Regions from separate parts of the Homo sapiens genome. Here regions 1 and 2 are each linked to region 3. A link is a contact called in ENCODE Hi-C or POLR2A ChIA-PET data. All regions are on one chromosome and are shown on one strand. Each heading gives the region's core, a stretch centred on a gene start or an enhancer-like site at or near the end of the contact. The rest is flanking DNA. Distances are from core to core; before and after follow the strand shown.

What was found. Hi-C counts contacts between places; a loop is a spot of excess contacts on that map. ChIA-PET counts read pairs that join two places held with the same protein, here RNA polymerase II (POLR2A). Pooled maps may share reads with other maps.
Region 1: a map with no recorded cell type shows a loop between it and region 3 (6-fold over the local background). The contact joins the enhancer-like site here to the promoter of IL18RAP in region 3. A Hi-C loop is called at or near these places in 2 of 168 maps with a recorded cell type or tissue (Ramos and left lung), 8 of 37 single-sample maps with no recorded cell type and 4 of 50 pooled maps. POLR2A ChIA-PET finds 5 or more read pairs at or near these places in 2 of 52 experiments (GM12878 and activated CD4-positive, alpha-beta T cell).
Region 2: a loop to region 3 is called in a pooled map, with 1.9 times the contacts of the local background. The contact joins the enhancer-like site here to the promoter of IL18RAP in region 3. A Hi-C loop is called at or near these places in 3 of 37 single-sample maps with no recorded cell type and 8 of 50 pooled maps. POLR2A ChIA-PET finds 5 or more read pairs at or near these places in 1 of 52 experiments (SK-N-SH).

The regions. Positions count from the first base shown.
Region 1 is chr2:102,024,123-102,026,896 of GRCh38, forward strand. IL1R2 (interleukin 1 receptor type 2) reads left to right here. Exons shown (of 9, transcript NM_004633.4): 7 at 411-546; 8 at 1,989-2,131. Among named protein-coding and RNA genes, the nearest start is that of IL1R2, 34 kb to the left of the region's middle. Within about 2 kb of position 1,274, at least 4 of the 41 ENCODE cell types and tissues checked have a DNase peak (open chromatin) inside an H3K27ac peak, as active enhancers do; they include GM12878, where a contact is called at or near this core.
Region 2 is chr2:102,113,477-102,116,176 of GRCh38, forward strand. It overlaps a transcript of IL1R1 not described here. Among named protein-coding and RNA genes, the nearest start is that of IL1R1, 28 kb to the right of the region's middle. Within about 2 kb of position 1,420, at least 8 of the 41 ENCODE cell types and tissues checked have a DNase peak (open chromatin) inside an H3K27ac peak, as active enhancers do.
Region 3 is chr2:102,421,750-102,424,449 of GRCh38, forward strand. It overlaps IL18RAP (interleukin 18 receptor accessory protein), which reads left to right and starts at 1,411. Exons shown (of 10, transcript NM_001393487.1): 1 at 1,411-1,598; 2 at 2,062-2,386; 3 at 2,482-2,665. The coding sequence starts at 1,529.

The DNA of each region.
Region 1 (2,774 bases), core at 24-2,523, 400 kb before region 3:
GAATGGAGAGTTCCCAGGAGAAACATTAGAGCCAAGACCAGCCTCAGGCAAAGAGAAAGAATCCACACATTGATCTGGATTTTCTGAGGTAACTGAAGTGAGGGGCAGAGGAAGTCGGCTTGAATTTAGCATGTCCCGTGGGAGCGCAGGGGCCCTGGTGAAGCCATTTAACTTCAGGTGCCTCTTGGTTTTTGCCTGCCATGAAGACCAGTTGTAGGAACCAGAGGTACTTCGTAAACAGTAAAGCTCTGTGTGAACAGAATCATTTGAGAAAACTAAATTTTCTACCAAGGAAAGAATTGGGTGGTGAGGGGTGTTTGAGAAGCCGAGGAGGGACTCAGGGCTCAGGTTTGCTGGTGGGTGGGAGGTGCTGGTTCTGCAGTTGACGTGCTGTGCCTTGCCATCCACAGGGTCAAGACTGACAATCCCGTGTAAGGTGTTTCTGGGAACCGGCACACCCTTAACCACCATGCTGTGGTGGACGGCCAATGACACCCACATAGAGAGCGCCTACCCGGGAGGCCGCGTGACCGAGGGGCCACGCCAGTAAGTGGGCCAGGGTCTTCTGTTGAGAACTCTGTGGGTTTCGCTCTTCCTTTTGGAGACAGTTATCACTATGACCCACATACCACATTAAAAGTTACTTTTTTTGATTCCAAACTGTTGGATGTTTAGAATTTAAAAAATTGTATTTTGCTAAAAATTATCTTGAGAATCAAACTTTCTCTGTAAATACTTAAAAGTTGAGTTGCAGTTGACATGTTGGTATTGATGTTGCATTTTGTAGCTGTTTCATTAAACATTGATCCTTTTATTTTCGCAAGTTAAAAAATATTTTGGAGTTCATATCTTTCCATTTTCCACTCTGCAACCTGACTATCAAACATTTTCATAAACCCTTAAAAAGACCCTGAGACCTAGCCACAGTATCTATAGTACCTCTTCTGTTTCTCAGGGAGCTGTGGGCTGCCACAATCTCTAAGGGAGGTTAATAATTAAAAAAAAGAAAGAATTCAGTTCTCATAAGCAGTCATCTCTAGAAAATGTTTTCTTACTCTGAGACTCGAACAATCAGACCTTTTGTAAGTGGGAACTTGTTGCCTGTGAGGGAGACCATTCAACATTCCAAATTGTAACTCTTTTTAAAATTACAGTTTTGATACTTTGAATTAGCCTGAGCTTTTGCTTGCCAAATGGTTGTGTTTTTTGAAAGACTTATCACAAAAGATCTTTCTGGATGTAATTTAGTGGATAAAAACTATGTGTGGGTAGCACAATCATGTGCTTGCAAGTTCTCATTGCAAAAGACCTGGCCACAACTAAATGCCCATCTCAGCTTACTCATATGATCCACTTACTTAAAGGAACCTATATTCCCCCTACAAATAGAACAAAAATATTCCTAGTGGATCCACTCATCTGTGTTTTTATTCACACTAACAGTTAGTAGTGAGGTGTCTACAGATTCCTCTAACACTATAAATGGCAGCTATCCTGGCCACAGCCATTCCCCTGGGCTGTCTGCAGGTTTCCAGAGTGAGAGTCAGCAGTAGAGATGAGAAGAGACGGCACCACTGAGGGCTGGAGTCCTGGAAACTCCCTGCCCTTCAATATACAAGTGATTTAATGGTGAGGGACTCAAGTTTCCTCAAACTAGACGTTTCTGTTCCCATGACTGTTTTTTTTTGTTGTTGTTGTTCATTAAGAGACTTAAAAGATGAACTTCCCCATTATCTAACCCTGTAGTGTAACAACTGTTTGATGCCAGTGACCGCCAACTTCAGTGACACTAAGGCCTTCAGGGACAGGCTTAGAAACTGTCCCAAATGAATCACAAGTATGGTGGCAAGAGCTCCTAACTTTATGAAACTTGAAAACAATAAAAGCGCAATGGGTACTTCTAAAGGAGAGTGTTTAGATGTCTACATTGTGAAAGACAAGCTTGCATTCGATACAATCATAATTAAGTGAATGTTTTTTTAACTCAGGGAATATTCAGAAAATAATGAGAACTACATTGAAGTGCCATTGATTTTTGATCCTGTCACAAGAGAGGATTTGCACATGGATTTTAAATGTGTTGTCCATAATACCCTGAGTTTTCAGACACTACGCACCACAGTCAAGGAAGGTATGTATGTATTTTGGGGAGCACTATAGGAGAATATAACATGTTGAATGTTCCATGGATACTAGACAAATCTACTTGTTCTCCAAATGATTCCATAGAAATTCCCTTGCATTGTCTGCTAGTGGAGAGCTGAAAAGAAACCTCCCATTTTTAAAGAGTTTTGGTAGGGTGGAGGCTGGACTTTGGGAGATTATACTCAAATGAAAAATTTAAATAGCAAGCTGATTTTTGGAAAATGGATGAAATGGTTCTACAGTAAACTTCGAAATACTCTGTCTGCATGTGGCTCTGCCTTGGGTCACTAATCAGCTGTCTTCGCATGGCCTCTAGAAGAGGGTGGATTGTTCTTTATCCTGAAGATGAGAAACTTCATCCTCTAAGAGCTGGGGATTGGGAGCTACCCAGGGTTCAGGGCAGCTTTAGGGTCAAAGTCATTATATGACCGGAAATAGGTACAAGGCTACAGCCAAATCAACCCAGTGTTCATTTAAGGACATTTAAAAAGAAGAAGAGGAAAACCCACATTATCATTTTTGATTAAATTGATTTCATATCAATGTTTAATTGTTGAGCAGGAGGGAGAGCTGCCTTGAATGTAGTCTCTGTTGACAGCCTGTAGCTAATGGCAGGCAAGCCAAAGTGA
Region 2 (2,700 bases), core at 170-2,669, 310 kb before region 3:
GTCACAAAACCAAAGCATTCCAAAGCCATGATTGTGCCCCCTGAATATTGATGTGGCTTCCCTCATTCTATTCCTGGAGTTAGTGAGAGGGTAGAACTTGACTGGAAATCCTGGAACAATTTTTTGGGACTTTTCATTACTTGCGATTTTATTTGCTGTCTCCTTGATCTTGCTTGCCCCGCTCTAGGCTGATTAGCAGCCAGTCTCGGAGGCTGCACCAATGACGCTCGGCCTCCTTGCCCTGGAGCCTGGGTACCCACCTCATCTGCTATTCTAGAACCGGCCAGGATCAGCAGCCATCCATCTCCTCCCCATGATGTCTGGGAGCTTTTCACATTGCCTCTGTTCCTTACACAGGCTTTATGATTTTTGATTTGTCTCTAAGGAAACTGAGGCTTAAAAATAGCAGGTGAGTTTCTTCAAGTCGCGGCAGATCGATAACAGAGTCAGAATTTGAACATGGGTCTGTTGGATTCTCTCAGCTCTGTACACATCATTATGCCAAAATAGTAAGGAACATGAGGAAGGGAAACACTAGTTTATGGAAGAGCTCTTTCTCACATGTCCTTCAGGCAGTCATATTTGGGCACTGGTTTTTGAGTCCATTCATATCAAGCATGCCATTCAGGCTCTCTTCTGCCACTTCTAAGAGTTATCCAAATTGGTGCATGGTACCCATAAACTAGTTTTTAAAAGAGATATGATTACTGAAATGATCAGTATGTAATATTGAAGCCCAAATCAATACAAATGAAATGCATATCATAATAAAGTACAAATTCAAGTAAAGTAGGGACTTGGTAGATGTTTCTCTGGAAAGGTTAAACACACTGCGTGGAATGCATGGGGAAACCTGGTTTCACAAATAGTATCAGCTGTCTGCTAAAGAATCTGTAAAACCACATGCGAAGGTTCACAGGGGTTCTTTCCTGTAGGGAAAATATGTGATTATTGTCAACAGTGAAGGAATGTGTACTGGAACTTAATTGATTTAAAAAGTCTCATGTGAACCTGCCATGACAACCTCTTTGAATAAGTTTCCCTCAAGGTTTAAGCATTTCTCGAGATTAACGTAGTGGGTTTCTGGGCTGACTCACAGGGAGAAGGGGAGGTTACATTTTTGCTATTGTGATAATGTGGGAAATTACACTCGGTATCACTCACTGTGCTTGAATCTTTATCATCAACCTCAAACTCTGGGATTTATGTAACCGCAAGATCAGAACTCTAAGCTTCTTTTTTTCTCCAGTTGAAATTTATTTTAAGTTGGTAAGGAAATATGACATATATCTATAGAACCTAGGCTCATAGGAAGGTAAAAAATGCTTTGGATTGGAAGTAGAGGCAGACCTTTACTTTAGTCTGGAACTGATGTCCTGATTGTAAATTGTTGTTCTAGGGAAACCCAGTGTGTGTGAATGTAAGCCCCTGGAGTTGAGTTCCCTTTCTTGGCTGGGCCCCAGTCTGCCACGTCAGTGCTGAAAATGGACATTGCTGCTGCCTCGGTGACATACAAATAGGGGAAATGTCTCCTGAATGGAATTACTCTTTGTCATCTAGGCCAGTAGTTGTCAACCCTGGCTGCATATTGGAATCACCTGGGAGCCTTTTAAACACTGATGCCTGGATCCTAACTCCAGAAGTTCTGATGTGATGGGAATGCATGCAGCCTGGCTTTTTAAAGTCCTCAGGTGATCATACTGTGCAGTTAGTGTAATGTGGGTTGAGAACCACTGACCCGAGAAGTAGACAGTTGCCGAGTCAGTAAATTACCCAAGTAAACAAGAAGCTGGTTAGACCAAGCCTGTCCATAGTGATTGCCAAATCCTGCCTGGTGGGGAAATTTAGGACCATTTCCTCAGAAAACTTTGTTACTGGAAGTTATCAAGGGCTCTCTACCTAGTAAGTGTGCTTTCAGTTTTTTAAGGCACTGTGGATATAAGTTGTGTAAACGTAGCCACTTTCATTTATTTGGCAAATATTTAAACATCTGCTCTGTTCAAGTTATACTCAATCTCAGCCTACTTTTAAGCTTATTAACTGAACAGCAGGGGAGAGAACTCAAGCAATGCAAAGTAGGGGCTGCAAAGTGCCATCAGAGAGGGGGAGATGAAAAACCTCAAGGTTTCAGAGCAGGGAGAGATAGTTGCCTGTTTCTCCTGGTCGGAGGGATGGGAAAACCCTAAAGAAGTGGTGCAGTATTTGGGATAGGCCTTGGAGGGGGGAGAAGGCGGAAGAAGAAGACTTGAGCTGGAGGAGAAAGAAGGGTTGTATTCTGGGTAGAGGAAACTGCACGAGCAAGAAAAGAGGTAGACATTAGGGAAACTTGCAAGGAAATGGGCACATAGTAAACATGGGTACATCAAGGGCGAGGAGAGGAACACATTCCAAAAGGTAGGATCAAGGGAGACTGAGGAGCATCTGGAATGCTATACTGAGTGGTCTGGGCTTTGTTTGGGAGGCAGTGGAGCCTTGCATGGCAGGTTTTGACATCCAACCTTGCAGCAAACGGCAAATAGGAGCTTGCTCAGCAGTATTTATATGGCGAATCTGGATTATTTAGAAGGAAATTGTGTTTCTGTCTCACTGTGTGGCCCATGTAGGTTGCATAGTTGCAGTATCTTCAACTTTGCATTGACAAGGTGGGTGCGTTGCACTGGGTCGAGATGGTTCAGATGTCCCCCAATGCATTGCTGCTTT
Region 3 (2,700 bases), core at 161-2,660:
CCAGGTGGTAGCATCCTGTACTTTCCTGTACTTTCTGGCTCCACCTGGACAAAGTGGTCTGGGCAGACTTTCCTTTTCACCTGCATGGTTCTACCTGCCTCTTGTCCAAGATTAATCTCCCCATGGTATCAGGGACCCCACTTCTTCTGGCTTCCTGGGAGAAAGCAGTCCATGCACCCTCTCCTCACTCTCACTTGTATTTGTCCTCACTGACCTGCTGACGCATTCCCCTCGCAGTGGAATCCTACCCAAGGCCCTCTCATCTCCAGAAATGAGCAAACACTTCCTCCTGTCTTCCTGCATCATGCAGACTCTAGCAGGCGTGGTTCTTCCCCGCTTCCCACATTCCCTCTACTCCTCTCTCTCCACCCTGAAGCTCTCCGTTATCTCACCCCAGCTGCACATGCTGAGCTTTTGGTGGCCAAACCAAGACTCTTTGGTGGACACTTTTCAGTCCTTCTCATGCCCAACTCCTCTGCAGCTTCTGAAACTGATGTCTAGTCTCTCCTCCAAGCTTTCTCTGTCTGGATTGCCAAGGTGGTCTCTCTGCTCTGCTCCTTGCATTCCTTTTAGGTTTGTCATTCTTTATTTTCCATTAGCCCTGGCCTACTTTTAAAGGTTGAGGTTCCTCAGGGAAGTTCATCTGCCCTCCCTTATGGGGCAACAGAAACAATCCAGGCTTGTTACAGATGCCCCAGGCTCCCTCCAGCTGCTGAAACTGAGACCCTGCTCTGAGCCATATGCCTCCCCACCCCTCTGCCCTGGGAATGCTCCAGCTGGATCCCCAAGATATTTCAAGTAAGTGGTTTGAAAGGTCCCATGACTGCCTTATCAAGAGAGGGGACTCAAGTCCTTTGGACACAGCCCAGATCTGATTCTCTGGAGGGGACCTGCTCCCCCTTTCATATTTGAGAGTTGATAGTGGTGCCATCCAGTGACAATTTTCCCTCTTGCATGTGGGGCAGGGAGAGGTAGGTGGCCTCTATTCTCTAATAGAATAGACTAGTATATGCAAACATTCTCAAATTTTATAAATAGGAGCTATATCTCTAGCTTTCCTAACCGTGAAAAATCTGACAGTTTTATTCAACTTGGGTCATTTTTTCAGGAAAAGTTAAACATAACTCTTTTCAAATTACTCATGGAAATACACATGCTAGGTGAGCACATCAAAGAAAAAAGATTAATGAGGGGAAAAATGGCATTAAAAGAACACACTGCATAGAGCCTAGGGATATTGGGAGCTTGAGATGATTTGTAAGAAATGACACAAGTGAAAAGGTTGCTACACACCATTGGAAATACTCACGTAAGTTATAGGCAAGTGAAGGCCGGTTTGGGTAGGACCTGCCCTTTCAAAGCTTCCTGTGTGAGATGCACTTTGTTCACTGGTTCTGACTTCTTCATTTCCCATTTCTTGATTTACAGAAATGAAGGGGATACTCAGGGCAGAGTTCTGAATCTCAAAACACTCTACTCTGGCAAAGGAATGAAGTTATTGGAGTGATGACAGGAACACGGGAGAACAATGCTCTGTTTGGGCTGGATATTTCTTTGGCTTGTTGCAGGAGAGCGAATTAAAGGATTTAATATTTCAGGTAGGGGTTTTCACTTTTCATGTTAGCACTGTGAGTCTGTGGTCAAGTGTAAAGTGATGGATAACCTGATATATCAGCAGTGTGATATATTAATACAAACCTTTCCATCCTACTATTAAAAGGGGACTGAGAGGAGAATTATTAGGGTGAACAGCTTTCAGCTGATACCAAGCATTGTCGAGGTACCCTGTTACTGTAGTTGAGTGTTCAGTGAGATCAGCTGACGAGGGATGAGCCAGAGTTCTACCATCTTTTCCAGGAAACCAGGGCTGCTGCTGGTATGCTGGAGTCCACTGGGAGGGAATTAGAACAGGCACTTCCTTTCCCCTACAAAATAGACAGTGAAGAAGAAAGACACACAAGGAAGCTAGATCTCTTGTTAAATCAAGTACTAGATGTAAATATAAGCTAGAATTCCATTTTCTAATGTGTTTCCATGTGCTTTGTTTATTATGATTTTCAGGTTGTTCCACAAAAAAACTCCTTTGGACATATTCTACAAGGAGTGAAGAGGAATTTGTCTTATTTTGTGATTTACCAGAGCCACAGAAATCACATTTCTGCCACAGAAATCGACTCTCACCAAAACAAGTCCCTGAGCACCTGCCCTTCATGGGTAGTAACGACCTATCTGATGTCCAATGGTACCAACAACCTTCGAATGGAGATCCATTAGAGGACATTAGGAAAAGCTATCCTCACATCATTCAGGACAAATGTACCCTTCACTTTTTGACCCCAGGGGTGAATAATTCTGGGTCATATATTTGTAGACCCAAGATGATTAAGTATGATCCAAATACATTTCTATCTGAAAACATTTCCAAATCCTCTATTATCTAGACAAAATATCTATGTTCACAGGATCTTGTTAATTTCCTAGGAGCCCCTATGATGTAGCCTGTTGTGTCAAGATGATTTTAGAAGTTAAGCCCCAGACAAATGCATCCTGTGAGTATTCCGCATCACATAAGCAAGACCTACTTCTTGGGAGCACTGGCTCTATTTCTTGCCCCAGTCTCAGCTGCCAAAGTGATGCACAAAGTCCAGCGGTAACCTGGTACAAGGTAAGAGTGAATTCTCTAAAATTAATATAAGAGCA